Linked DNA regions of Homo sapiens: region 2 is linked to region 1. Evidence: chromatin loops called from intact Hi-C (ENCODE). Cell type or tissue: ascending aorta. All regions are shown on one strand. Links, peaks and the distances in the headings refer to the core of each region. The heading gives the core; the rest is flanking DNA. Region 1 has its middle 97 kb from the start of DRD2. Region 2 overlaps LOC107984390 (a long non-coding RNA gene).

Region 1 (7,514 bases), core at 1,093-6,092:
GGCTATCACTGGGGCTGGAAATAATTCCAGCTTCTAGACAAGGGATTTGGAGTCCAGGCCATCTCTGTGCCCCAAGGAAGTCCAGCACATACACGCTTGGACAGGGCCAGATAATGCCACCCTCCAAGCAGACCAGCAATCACCTGTCATCTCACTACCCAGGGATTCAACCTCAAAATTGGTTTTCTGTGTTCTCTGAAGACAATGAAGAGCACTTACCCAGAAATCAGCAAGCTTGCCATCAGGTCCTAGCTCTGTCACTCCACTAACAGGGTGAAATGACATTCCTTCTCTCTGAAAAGCTGGCCTGCAAGGGCACTAAAGCCTCACTCAATGCTGGCATTTCATGAGATAAAAAGTGTGCTTTTTCAAGTCCTGCTGTGCAATGTTTTATTCCCACCCTCCCACCCCAAGGACCCACAGAGTGTCCACCACTGAAAGATATCTTTAAAATGTTTATTAAATTAATAAAGAAAGGAACTTCCCCTTTTATCCTGTAAGCTCAGCAGAAGATTTTTGTGTCTGAGCTCTATCACATTTCTTCTTCAGAGTTCTCTGTGGATATGGAAGATCCTAGCTATTGAACTATCCAGTCCCAGAGGAGGGACTGACATGCCAGGTTAGAAAAAGGGTAAATCTATAGCTTGCATTTATATATACTCAGGGGGTAGTGCTTAAAATACTTAAAAACTGGTATGGCAACGATAAATCAGGACAGATGCCTGTTTTGGCATCCAGTACTGCCTCACCAGGGATCTGTGAGTATAGGGAACAGCAGGCATGCATTTATACATGCTGGGTGCTTGGTCTTTGGGCTACTGTGAAGCGTCTTAGAATACATTGCTGTCAAGCTGGCAAACCCCTAGAAAATAGGTTTGAATGTTGTCATTATCCGGAGATATCTCTGTGTCTCTCACTGTGCTTGACTGTATTACTGCTCAGCAAATGTTCATTCTTTTAAGCCCCCAACCCCCTGGGAAGAGGTGCCTCCCACACATCAGATATTGAGTTTGACCATGCCACTTGCTTTGGCCAATGGAATGTGAGTAGATACAGAATACAGACCCAAAGCTTCTAGAAGGGCTGTATGATTATGGTAGACCTCTTGACAGTCTGCTCTCTACCATAAAAAATATATATATATACTCCTTCAGCATAGTCCTGGAATGAGAACATACATAAAGCAGGCATGAACTTGACTCTCAGCCCAATACCAAGTATAGCCAGGCCCAGCAGAATGACAGCTGACCTGCAGAGCATAAGTAAAAACTGTATGTTAATTGCTATGAACCATGAGGTTTAGAGATTGTTATCATAGCAAAAACCAACTCATATACTCACTTCCTTGATCCTTGGCAGGTCCATTCAAATGTGATCCAAATGTTATCATTCAGGTATCATGAAGTAAAGACATGGATGAGCTTTAGAGGCAGGTAGACCTGAGTGCTAATCCCAGTTCTGACATATACTAGATGTGTGATGTTAGGAAAGCTACTTTAGTCCTCGGAACCTCAATTTCTTCTTCTATAAAATGAGAGTGATGGAAAGCACCTCATAGGATTTTTATTAGCAGTATTATGAAAAATGTACACATGTGTATTTGGGGGACCTTTCCCTTATGTCTCTGAGCCTCAAGGTTGCCAACTGTTAAAAAAAAATAATAAAATGTAGCTATAAAGCTACACAGTCTCTAAGTTTCCCCCTTGCTCTAACAATTTCTGAGTCCAAGTGCATACACATTTGCTCATTCATTCATTCATTCACTTGCTCAACAGCTATACTTTGGGCAGCCTTTCTATGTAAGCACTGTGTTAATGCCATGGGAACACAACACTAAAGACCAACAGGTTCCCTGGCCTCATGGAACCCACCTGTACATCTCCTACCTCCAGCAAAACTCACCACCAAAGCTAAGAGCTTACACATTAGTGAAGGACGCAGGCATCCAGTATCTACTTGGCTTTCAATGTATGTATAGAGGGCTGCTGGAGCATGTAACAGGGAACCTGACTTGGTGTGGAGGCAGGGTAAGTGTCTCCAAAGAAGGAAATTAGAGACAAGCACTGAATGATGAAGAAATTAGCCAGGGCCAGGGCAGTTGAAGGAAGAGGGGTCCAGGCAGAAGGAATAGCATGTTCAAAATCCAGCCTGGTTGAAGAGTAAGTAAAGGGAGTATTGTCTTGAGAGAGAAGAGGAGGAGACAGATCATATAGGTGCATTGCAAGCCATGTCAAAACTTTGGACTTTCATCCTAAAAAAAAAATCAGGGGCCTTGAGGATTTGAAGACAAAGAGAGATAAGATCAGGCTTGCCATTTGCAAAGGTCACTCTGACACACCTAAAACAAAGTGATTCAAAAAGGGTGGAAGTGAAAGCATAGACCAGTTCCAGCTAAACATGAGCTTTAACATATTTACCTCTGTTTCCTCCCAGATGTGACTAAAAAGGTGACAGTAAAAGGATGAAAAAAGGCATAAAACTACAACAAAGAGAATGGGAGACGAGATAAAAGTATGCAAGAGATGTAAACAAAATTTTCAAATTTGGGAGGAAAATGGAAAGAGCACAAATAAGTTTTGCAGACTAAAAAGAGCTGGGCCTAACTGCCTGCATGAGTAGACTGGAGAAGGCGAGAAGCAAAATCTCAGAAGTCATCACTAAAGAACTTATCCGTGTAACCAAACACCACCTTTTCCCCAAAAACTATTGAAATAAAAAATAAATTTAAAAAAAATTTCAGAGATGATAATTCTCAAAATTTGATTCTCCACACACCCTTTCCACCCTTTCTCAGAAAGCCACGGGAAGATAGCTCCGCCAAAACAAGAGGAAACAAAGAGAAAGCTCTGGGATCCAGAGGACACAGGAGTCAACAAATAAGAGAGCACAGGAGGTGCCTAGGGGAGTGAACAGAGCTCCCAGAGTGAGTCTGTACAACAGAATAAGAAGGTGGCCCGTCTGGATTGGAGCAAAAGGCAGGGCCTCCAAAAGAATATCTTACTGGAGTTTTTTAATATCCCGAGAAAAGAATTATACTTTTGCCAGAGAGTTGGGGTAAATTAATGATAAATACAGAGAAACTAGGCAAATGAAAACCAGAAAAAAAAGGAAAGAAAAGAAAAAACAAAGTTAGTAGTAACAAAATAGAAAAACAGAAAATTATACCTAAAAGGAATTCTAACTATGATTCAGCACATGGCTTAACTATAAATAACATTCATATAATCATAATAATATAAACAATGAATAATTATTTAATCCAACAAACTGTGATGTAGCTATATTAGAAATGAGAGAGGAAGTGGGAAGGAACAGAGTGAAAGAGCCAAGTCCACATTTTTTATTACGGAAACTCTATAAATAATATGCAACACTTTAAAACATTAAGAAAAAGCAATGCGAATGTGTTGTTTAGAAATTAAGAGAAAAATGCCCAAAAAACTAAAGAAATTCAAAGTGGTTGCTTTGTCTGAAACTGAGGCTGGAGAGGACTGGGGAATTTTGCTTTTCAGTATTTTAAAATATAAATCTCTTAGGATGTTTGACATTTATGGCTGTACATTTATATTTATACACATGTGTTAGTAATAAAAACAAAAACTAAGTGAAAGGGAAAAAAAACAACACAGTAAGTAGCTACACAGAGGAGCTTATGAATAGATACCTACAAGACAAATGGCTAAAACAGGGGAATGTTAAAGAAGGGGTATTTGCGGTTTGGAATGAGTTTTGCAGTGACGTTATTACACATACATGGATACAAAAATTGTGGTATCTCAACTTTTTGAAGGAAGTGAAGATGATGTGTTTTGGAAAATTGGGATAAATGACTCAGAATATTACCTCTAATGATGGGGAAGAAAACACTAATGTTGAAAATGCATGAAAAGAGTTTAAATGAAAAGATTTCATGAAATGATGAGGGTGGGGGAAACTGCATTTCTAAGTTCACATGTGATTTTATATAATATATGACTTTAATAATGCATATGTAAGTGAACTAATTGATAAGCTAACTTTAAGTTGGAAAAATATGAGATGGAAATACACAGGAATATGAAGGAAAAGCAGGGTCAAAAACACACCATGCAAATGCATGTTTGAAGCTGAAATGCAGGGTAAAAAGTGTTAATCAAACCAAACAAAAAAGTGCCTTATGTAAAAGGTACAGTTCACATTGAAGGTCTAACATCCTTGAATATCTGTTCAATAATAATGTAACATCTCAATTCATAAAATAAAAACTAAAAATATTAATGAGAAATGGACACACATTTGTTGACTAATACCCACTATTGGCAAGGGTGTGGAACAACAGACACTCACATTTTAGGGTTGACAGAGTAGGCATTCTATGAAGGGCAATTTAAAGTGTTTCTCTAATGTACCAGAATACAAATCTTTGGCCCAGAAAGTCTGTTTCTATAAATTTATCCTTCAGGATAGACTTGTACATTGTGAAAGGCCATTGCAAAAAACATTTATTACAGCATTGTTTATAATGAAAAAACGTTGAAAACAGTCTAAATCCTCTCTACTCAAAGGGTGGTCAAGAAACCAGAAGCACCAGCATCACATGAGAACTTGTCAAAAATGCAAACTCTTGGGTCCTACCCTACAGAATCAGCCTCTACGTTTCTTTTTTTTTTTTTTTTTAAGTTCTGGGATACACGTGCAGAACGTGCAGGTTTGTTACACAGGTACATATGTGCCATGGTGGTTTGCTGTGCCTATCAACCAGTCATCTAGGTTTTAAGCCCCACATGAATTAGGTATTTGTCTTAATGCTCTCTCTTGCCTTGCTGCACACCCCCCGACAGGCCACAGTGTGTGATGTCCCCCTCCCTGTGTCCATTTGTTCTCCTATTCTTGCCCCAATTAAGTCAGTGTTTTTCCTCCTTCTCATTCCCTGGTGATCGTGGTTGGCACTGATCATTTTCACCTCACTCAGCTCCTGGAGGAGGTAGTTAAAGAAAGGAACTGGGAAAGAAGTTACTCCATAGTCCCTAGGTCCCACTAAAAAATAAATAAATAAATAAATAAATAAATAAATAAATAAATAAATAAATATGCAGCCCAAAGCAGCCCTTACCTTGTCCATATTTCACAGCTTTGTCTGATCTGATGCCCACATAGGACATAGACATGGAATGATCTAATAGGTCAGAGTCCTCCCCAAACTCTCTCTCTCTCAAACATATATGCTCACACACACACACACACACACACACACACACACACACTTTGTGACATTTTCCATCCCTTCCCACCACCATTTATTCCCAGACTAATAGGTATCAGTGCCTCCCCACACCCAGACACAACATATACACACAGGAGGCACAGCAGCCCTGCCAGGTCCCCATAGAGGGCTGGATGTCAAAGTCAGCATTTGTCACTTGCAATTATCTTCTCCTGGGTCAATAAAATAACAATCATTTTGTAAATGACCAGGAGCTAACAGCCCCTAAGAGCTGGCTCAGAGGCAAGTATTAATTACGCTCCAGGGCCCAAGTCTCTTCCCACAGGGCTCAGCGCTGAGCCCTGAGTCCTGGGAGCAGCCCCCTTCAGACAGTAGGAGGGAGGAAGGAGAGTAAAGAGTGATTAATGGCACAATTTACTTCTTCTTTTAGCCAAATGATTGACAGGAGGGAAAGGTAAAGTGACCCAGCTCTCCCATGCAGGCCTAGCAATCGATCCCACAGGCCAATCTCTGCCTGCACCCCGGAAGCCTACGCCTTGTTATGAGTGATGAGGAATTAAATATTGGGAGACTGAGAAAGTGATTTCACATAACCTTTTAGTCCGGCATAATGTTCCAATTATCTGTTGCTGTGTAACAAACCACTCCAAACTAAGTGGCCTGATTTTATTATGCTCACAGCTTCTATGGATCAAGAATTTGGACAGGGGACAAGATGAAAAGTTTACCTCTTCTCCATAATGCCTGGCATGAGAAATTCAAACAGCTGGGGGCAATGTGAACAGCTGGGGGTTGAATCATCTGGAGGCTTCTTCACACTCATGTCTGGGACCTGGGCTGGGATGACTTGAAGGTTGGGCCCAGCTAGGACTGTTGCCCTGGTACCTACATGTGGTTTCTCCATCCGGCTTGGACTCCCCATAACATGTTAACTGGGGTCCAAGAGGGAGCATCCCCAGAGAACGCACCCAGAGGGTAAAAGTTCCAAGACAGCCAGGCAGAAGCTGCATGCCCTTTCATGACCTACTCTCAGGTCTTCACTTCCTCTGTATTCCATTGGCCAAAGCAGTAACAACCCCATACAAATTCAGACAGAAGGGGACATAGATGCCTCCTTTTAATGACAGTAGTGTCTAAGAATTTGAGGCTTTCATTTTTTAAATCATGGAACATGGGATCCTTTAAAATGGGGCCCTTCTAGAACAGCTGTGTGAATTAGCTGAGACTAAAGAAATAAGGCAAGGAGCTAAAATATAAACCAAAGTTTTTAAAAGATTGAATCAGCCTAACCTTTCCTTGAAGCAATCAGACCTTGATCTAAGCCCCCTCCATCTGTAAAAGGGAATAATAGCCCTTTCTCTACCTACCTAGGAGTAGGAATACATTGAAGCAAGTTAGAAATTCAGTCTAAGGCCAGCTCACCAGTGGAGTTCAAGCAAGCATGCTGGGCTCTGGTAGAGTCAACATGGCAGTGTGCAGCCTGGCTTTGCAGTATTAGACCAAATAAAGAAATAGATGAAGGCAAGCTGATCTGGTTTTTGGGGGTGGGGCCTTCAGACCCAACCACCACCACCATCTTCCCTATAACTCTTGTCTCTGCCATTTGGTTAGCAACTATTCTTTCAGATTGCTCTTTCCATTTTGACTAGCTCTCATTTAGAAGCTTTTGGACCACCCCACCTTTCACCTGGCCCATGGCAGAGTCAGAGAGCCTTCTGTACTTTTTTTTTTTTTTTTTTTTTTTGAGACTCTGTCTCTCTCTGTTACCCAGGCTGGAGCACGGTAGTATGATATTGGCTCACTGCAACCTCCACCTCCCTGGTTCAAGCAATTCTCCTACCTCAGCCTCCCAAATAGCTGGGATTACAGGCGCCCACCACCATGCCTGGTTAATTTTTGTATTTTTAGTAGAGATGGGGTTTCACCATGTTGGCCAGGCTGGTCTCCAACTCCTGACCTCAGTTGATCCACCTGCCTCAGCCTCCCAAAGTGCTGGGATTACAGGTGTGAGCCACCGCGCCTGGCCCTTCCGTACTTTCATATCCACAGTGAATGCCAGCACTGAGCATTTTGGTTACTGTATTGCTTGTGACTCAACTAGGCCAGATGCTCCTCAGCAACAGGGATTGGTTCCTCACGGTGCACACAGCCCAGTACTTTTAAATATTTGTGTAATTTAGTGCACAAAACAAAAGATGTTTCTTTTTGGTCCAAGCTCCACTCTCAGGGAATATCCAGCATAAGCCTGACTCTTCTCCCGCTAAATGGGCCTTTGGGGAATGCACTTTCACGTCAGGCTAGCCAGTCCCTG
Region 2 (7,514 bases), core at 885-5,884, 61 kb after region 1:
AGTCCGCAGCGCAGGAGGAGGAGAGGAGCAAACGACGGGATTGGATCTGCAATTTGGATGATTTCTCTTCCAAGGAGCACCGTGCCCTCGGACTCTTTGTTGTCTTTGACACTCGGAGCTGCTGTCGTGGCAATTGTTAAAAAATGAAACTTTAAGAAAATGAAAACCTGAAGGTAGAAAATGGAAGATGGGAGGACTCCCTTAATAATTCTGAGGATCACTATGGGAAGCCAGCCTAAAGACCACAGGGTCAGAAGCTGTCTAGAAGCCACAGCCAAAAGTATGCCCTCCGCTCCTCCAAAGCCAGGGAAAGATCTGGCCCCCAGCCTGCCTTGGAGGGAAGGGGCGATGCTGCACACAGCCTGGGTTGCCTCCTTGCTGCCGCCAGGCTGAGCTTGTTAAACTTTCCATCATTTTCCAGCCAACTGAACTGCATCAGATGAGACTGAGTCTGCGTTTGTAAAAGATGAGAAGAGACCCTCTGTATACAGCTACACCCCTTCCACCCCACCCTCTGCCAATCCAAGAGATGAGTCCATCTCTCTGCCCTCAGTTTGGGGTTGCTCTAGGAGGCTTTATGGGGTGCAGTGGCCCCCAGACCACTAGGCTGTCACTGAAGTTGATGCCTTTCCTACAGGGACAAGGAACCCAGCAGACCTGCCTCCTGCCTCGTTCTGCCACCTGGGGAAGGCAGGGTTCTGCCTTTGAGCCTAAAGAGTTTTCTACCCCAGGGCTGAGAGTGTGAGTGGAAGTCAGGAGGAACCAGCTCTAGGTAAAGCCCTAGGATGGGCCTTCTGGTCAACGTCCAGCAGGTCTCAGCTCCTCTTTCTGCTCCCATGGAAAGAATCAGAAGTGGGGTATTTGGCATCGTTTTGCCTGAAGAAGAGATGGAAAGGCTTGGAGGTGCACACAATGGTGAGACAGAATAAAGAGGAGACCAAAACTCTTCCAGGGAAGGCAGGTCCAAATGACCTACTTAATTATAAATGATCTAAGCCTCGGGTGACAAGAGGAATCAGAAAACGACCAAAGACTCTCAACCCCATGGGGGCAACAGCATTTTCTTGTGCAATTCAGAACACTAGAGGTTGGTGATGTTAAGAGATGTCTTATTTCAGGCAAAAATAGATGTTAAATAGGGCTCCCTAGATGTGTGTATAGATGTGTGTATGGATGTATAGATTCGTGTATAGATAATTCTCATTTGCACGGAGCTTTTATAGTTTGCAAGGCTTTATCACCATCATATTGGATCTTCTTCACAAACCAAATGAGGTAAAAAAGCAAAGTATCATTACTACTACCTTGTGACAGCTGAGGAAGCTGGAAGGAGGTTGAATGAAACAGGTGTGACATAGCAGAAAGGACATAAGATTTAGAATCTAAATACCCGAATTCAAGCCCTGCCTCCCCAACCAACTAGATTGCAAAAATAATTGTGTCTGTATATTATATTTAATTCTTAAAAGTGTGACTATATTTCCCTTATTTCCAAGTTCTTGGGAAAAGAATGGGCACCTTATTCTTGCCCCCATATGTGGCTAACACAGGTAACATTCTCTCTCAAGACTCCCCACAAATTATTGCCCTTTAAGTTAATGTATGCAAAGAACTTTGGGTAGTGCCTAGCATGTAGTAAGTAGCATATGAGTGTTAACTAGTATGGTTTATCTCTTTGTCCCCAGCACCCGCACAGTGTCTGGCACATGCTAGGTGTTTAATAAATACAAGCTGATAGAATGACTGACAGGTATTTACTGTCCAGTGTAGGAAACAGACATATAAGCAAATAATGGCAATGGAGTGAGGTGAGTGCTATGGAAGGTATGTATCAGTGTGTGGTGGTGGGGAGTGGAATAAGAAGTTGCTCACTGCAAGAGGAAGGGTGAGGGAGGGTGCACTGAGGAGGTAAAAGATATGCACTGACCCATTTATAAGGGCTTAAAGACTTTGGAGGAGGACATGAGTTAAAGAGAGTGGAGAAAGAATCTCTTAGGCAGGAAGTTAAGCGTGCAGAAAAGTCTGTAGTCATGATGCAGTAGCATGTACTCAGAGAAGAGTGACTGACTCAGTATGGCTAGGAAGTAGAGTATCAGGGACATCATGGTGGAAGAAGAGGTTGGAGCCAGGGCCAGATGTGAACAACTTTGAATGTCAGACTAAGGAATTTGGATCTTATTCTCTAGCAGAAATGCAGAGCCAGTGAAAGGATTGTAAGCCAAAGAATGAATATTTGTATTATAGAAAGGCCAATCTATGTGTTTTCAGAAAAATGGAATTGAGAAAAGCAAGACTGGAGGCAGACAGACAAGTTAGGAAACTATTTCCATAGTCCAGGTAAAATATAAGAAGAGGTTGAGCTTAGATTATGACCACTGAGACCTTGAAGAGGAGACAGATTAGAAACGTATTCAGGAAATGTCATCAGAGAACTTTGTAAGCTACTAAACATGTCGGGAAAAGCAAGGAAAGAGGCAAACATGGTGTCGAGGACTTAAGCCTGGGTGACTGGATAAACAGAAGCCCCACTAACCAAGTTAGAAAATGCTGGCATAAGAGCAGATGAGGAGTCTCCCGTCTGGACACTGTGTTTGAAGTTCTTGCTCAGTGTGCACAGGGAGCTGCCCAATAGCTGTTGAGCCAGAGCAGACTGGAAAGAGCCTGGCAAGGGGTCCACCCTGGTGTTGTAGATCTAGGGTCATGGACAAGTGATATAGCTTAAGCCACGGGAGAGGATGAGATCAGTCAGAGAGAGAATCTAACCTGTGTTGGCCGTGCATGGGAGCAACAGCAAGATGCCCATTCTGCCCAAGAACTTCAAAATAGAAAAATACAGTCACCCCCACTAAGAACTAAATAGTGTTATACAGACAAAATGGATGTGAGGAGCTCATTGTGGGAGTAAAAGGAGATGTCTGTGCCCAGGGAATTTGAGAAGGCCTAAAATATCCATCAGCATGGCTTGCTGTAACCTACTGTCTGTGGACCTAGTCTTTGGCCAGGAGGCCTGGCATTGTTGCAGCTATCCTAACAGCAGCCTAAAGAAGGGACAAAAGGCTGAGAGTATCTCAAATAAACCAAGCCAGGGCCAAGTCTGAACCATGTTCCAACCCTGGCCTTTTTTGGTTATACGATACAATAAATTCCTGTTATTGTCTTCAGTTGAGTTGGGTCAGATTTTCTGATCATTGCAGCCAAAAGCATGCTAAGCTGGTACACTCAGTGAGCTTGGAAGCACAGCAAGAGGAGGAAGTGAGTAAGTCCCAGTAGGAATGCACCTCTCTGGGGACCAGGGCACTCGAGTCTGAGGGTCAGGGCATGCTCCCCATGCTTTCTGCTTGGACAGGATCTGGATCTTTGCTTTCTGTTTTCAGAATTCTGGATTCATCTGCAACATAGTTTCTATGGCTGTCTTAAGAGTGAAGAAATCTCTTTCCAAGCAGACCCCAATAAATTTGGCCTTTTGTCTCATTAGACCAAATTGGGTCATAACTTTTCCTGAATTAGTTCTGAGGCCAGGACTGATTCACATTGGCCTGGATTCCAAAAGCCAAGGGAGTGAGGTTACTCTTAGGCCCTTTAGGCCCAACCTTGGAGCTGAGGGTGGCAGCAGCCCCTCAACTACAGTGGCTGTGTGGGCAAGGCTTGGGCAAAACTGCAATAATCACCGGATGAAGAGGAAGTGGATGTCAGGGAAGCCACCATGACATCCACTAGACTAACCAACTTTACCAACTTCTGGATATAAGTTGGCTTCCTATTTGGACTTGCCAGAGGAAAGCACAAAAACACTATCAATTCAAATCTTATGGTCCAGAATCTGTTTCCTACCAGTAAGGCTGTTTTCATTTATGAGGGGCTGCTGTATCAGGTAAACATAGAAATATTTTGTGATTTAATACAATGAAGTTTTTCTTACTCAGATAAACTCTAAACAGTGGCAAGGTGAGTGACAATGAGCACTGTGCTCCAGAGATGGCAGGGTCCCTGTCTGCTTCAAAGCCATTTCAAAGGTTGTCCTGGACAGCAACATACAGCCCACACATGGGCAAAGAGAGAGGGAAGCATTGAGAGGGGAGTCTTATGGCTCAAGCCTGGCAGCAGAGTGCCTTACTTCCACCCATAATCATACACCACACACAGCAGTGGTGAAGCCTGGGAGAGCCCCTCCATCCCATTTGAACTGCCCAAGAGAGAGAGAGAGAAACAAACAAACAAACAAACAAACAGAAGAGGATGGAACTCTGGAGAGCAATAAAACAATCTGTAAGCCAAGGATAAAAAGAAGCCACAAAGAAGATTGAGATGGGTAATCAGACAACTAAAGACAAAAACCAGAGTGGAGACAGAGATTAAAGGAAGAGGGAGTTCCAAGTAGGGGAACAAGAACACTTAACCATCTCCCCATCTCATTAGATGGTGCTGTGGATTAAAGGAGCTGGGAAATGTGAAAGTGTTATCAAAATGGTGAAACACTGTACCCATGTGTGAGACAGACTCTGATAATTTGTTTGCCTCTGGGGCCTCTTGAGAGCCCCACCTGTAACATTCAGCCCTGGAATTGCCAGGCCCCACCCTGCTCCTTCCCTTTCTGCACTCCCAGCAGATGGGGTAGCAGGGAAGGTTGAACAACCACCACCTGTGGCCTGCGAAAATGCCCTGTGGTTCCAGAACCTCAGGCAGAGTCTCCAAAGTTGAGCTACCCCTAAATCCCCAAGAGGCCGTAAGGGGTTGAATCTCTAAGATACAATGTCCTGTGCTCTCCAGGGAAATACCCACCCCTTGATCACACTGGACCAGACTGGGCTGCACTTGTACTTGCAGAAGAGAAAGAGGAGAGAGAATAAATACAAGAAATCTTTTGTACAGGAGGGTGGGGTGGGAGGGTTGGAGGAGTGTTTCAAAAGCTTTTCTAAATTTAATATGTCATTTTCTAATTGTATTTCATAATTGTGTAATTATCCCTAAGTATTTTTCTTTAAGTAATAGAACTAGTAATTACATCCTAATTGAATGTGTAATCTCATCATTAGGATAGGTAAATATATAATAGTGTGATGATGATAAGGTAATTAAAATTCCAAGGATGACTCTGCCATAAAAACCTATGACATGTTCCTGCCTCTGTCCCAGGATTCCCTTCTCCAGCAGGCTTTGAAATCCCACCTGGACAGAAGAGATAAGCTCCAAGGCCTAAGAAACGTTTAATGAGACAGCACTTTTCCCAGTGAACATACAGGCCATCTGGAGCAGTATTGTCTGCCTCTCTCTCCACAACCCTTCCCAAAATACCTCCTTGGGATTTCCCACTTTTACATCATTCCCCATTAGGAAGGAAGCCTAGACTTGCAGAATGGCTGGATATGGGCTGTCTGACTCCCCCGACCCTGCCTGAATGCAGAGCTCTGACGAGGTAGGTTGGCCACGAAGCCAGGCTCAACTGATGCACAAAGGAAAAATAAATATATCCCCTCTCACCCCAGAGCAGCTGAGGTACCCACAACAAACATGGATCTGTGTGTGAGGCTTCTGCATGGGCAGAGGCTGCTATTTTTAGGGAGACCCACTGATTAGGATTGTGCAGGAGGTTCCAGCCGCCTGGATGGCCCCATGATGGAGGCCAAGGGCTGGCCTCAGGCACAGCACCAGCTTCCTGCCCCATCCATGACAAGAACTCCCTCCTCGACCAAACATACTCATTACTCCTTACTCTGATGAGCCCCCATCCTTGGCCAACTGAGTCCAGTTTTAGCAAAGAATTTATTGAGAATCCCCCCACCTTGATATCAAGTTCCTCTTCCCCACACCCTGCACACCTAGGCAAGTTCCTCTTAGTGATTTTCCATCTACTTCCTTACCCTGTCATTGGCTATAAATCCCCACTTGTCCCTTTTGCGTTTGGAGTTGAGTTTACTCTCTCTTCCCTGTTGCAATAGTCTTGAATAAAGTATTTCTTGCCATTTTGGACAAGCATTTTGTGTATTTTTTTTCTTTAACTGCTAAAACCCAGGGACATGGACCATGAGCAGACCTGTCTAATCTGAGATGACACTCATGGCCTTACCTAGAGGGTGACAGGTATCCTCCTGGGGTAAACTGAAGATGCTAAAGAAGCACAGATGAGAAGGGACATTTACCTGGACACAGTCAGTGGGAGATGGGCACAGTAGAGGGGTCAAGGTAGAGGGGAGTGTGAGGTGGCGGGCCACCATGTGCCTCACTGGGGAGGTGATAACATGGCCTTTTCAACAGGGTAGAGACCATGAAGAAGACAGTCAGCAGAGACAAGGCTGGAGGGGGTGGGCTGAAGAGCCTTACAACCTTCATCAAAGTTCAGACTCTCCTGAGGATGGCATTCTTTACTAATTTGGAAAAGGTGTAAGTCCAGATGGATGGAAAGATGGACAGAAAGATGGACTGAAGGACTGATGATGGATGGGAAGATACTGGATATCACAGGTGGACCTAAAGCAAACGATAACCTGGCCTCCACCAAAGCTATGATATTCTTCTTCTGATTCCCTAGTCCCAGAAAATCAGGGCCAGCAAGGCAGAGACTAGGACCCAGGCAAGGCCCAGTGCTCTCTCTGCTCTGTGTGACCCTCCTGAAGAAAGCAAGGGCTTCCCTTGTCTATCTACTACTTCTTTTTCTATTTTTATTTTTTATAATTTCAAATTTAATTTTAGATTCAAGGGGCACATGTGCAGGTTTGTTACCTGGGTATATTGCATGATGCTGAAGTTTAGGGTGCAAATGATCCTGTCACTCAGGTACTGAACGTAGTACCTGATAGATTTTCAACTCTTGCCCACTCCCTTCCTCCCCACTCTAGTAGTCCCCAGTTTCTATTGCTGCCATCTTTATGTCCATGTATACCCAATGTTCAACTCCCACTTGTAAATGAGAACATGAGATATTTGGTTTTCTGTTCCTATGTTAATTTGCTTAGGGTAATGGCCTCTAGCTGTATGCATGTTGCTGCAAAGGAAGTGATTTCATTCTTTTTTATGGCTGCATAATATTCCATGGTATATATGTACCACATTTTCCTTATCCAGTCCACCATTGATGAGCACCTTGGTTGATTCCATGTTTTTGCTATTGTGAATATAACAAATAGTAAAGTGTTATGATGAACATATGTGTGCATGTGTCTTTTGGGTAAAACTATTTATTTTCTTTCATCCAATACTTCTTAAATGCACTAGTCACTTCACATAGACACACACATTCCAAAGGCCTCACATCACACAACAGCACCAAAGGCCTTTGACTTCCATGTCCCAGAAGGACCTCTCCAAGCCAACAGGCTCAAAGAGAAAGTTTCTATCTTTCTTTCTTTTTCTTTCTTTCTTTCTTTCATTCTTTTTATTAAGAAGGAGTCTCGATCTGTTGCCCAGCCTAGAGTGCAGTGGCACAATCTCAGCTCACCGTAACCTCTGTGTCCTCGGCTCGAGCAATTCTCCCACCTCAGCCTCCTGAGTAACTGGGATCACAGGCATGTACCACTATG

The links. A loop is a pair of places that touch in the nucleus more often than their neighbours do. Peaks named below come from ENCODE experiments on the same cell type or tissue, not always from the same donor. Only the 100,000 strongest peaks of a DNase experiment are listed, where the experiment ranks them.
Region 2: it touches region 1 in a loop (1.9-fold over the local background); 3 of 110 quality-filtered maps call a loop at or near these places.

The regions. Positions count from the first base shown.
Region 1 is chr11:113,568,842-113,576,355 of GRCh38, forward strand. No RefSeq gene overlaps it. Among named protein-coding and RNA genes, the nearest start is that of DRD2, 97 kb to the left of the region's middle. In ascending aorta, for the core only: no CTCF peak of the experiment used is centred there; no DNase peak of the experiment used is centred there; H3K27ac peaks cover 1,708 bases.
Region 2 is chr11:113,629,933-113,637,446 of GRCh38, forward strand. All of the region lies in intron 1 of LOC107984390 (a long non-coding RNA gene), which reads right to left. Among named protein-coding and RNA genes, the nearest start is that of TMPRSS5, 73 kb to the right of the region's middle. In ascending aorta, for the core only: no CTCF peak of the experiment used is centred there; a DNase peak (open chromatin) is centred at 3,269; H3K27ac peaks cover 3,789 bases.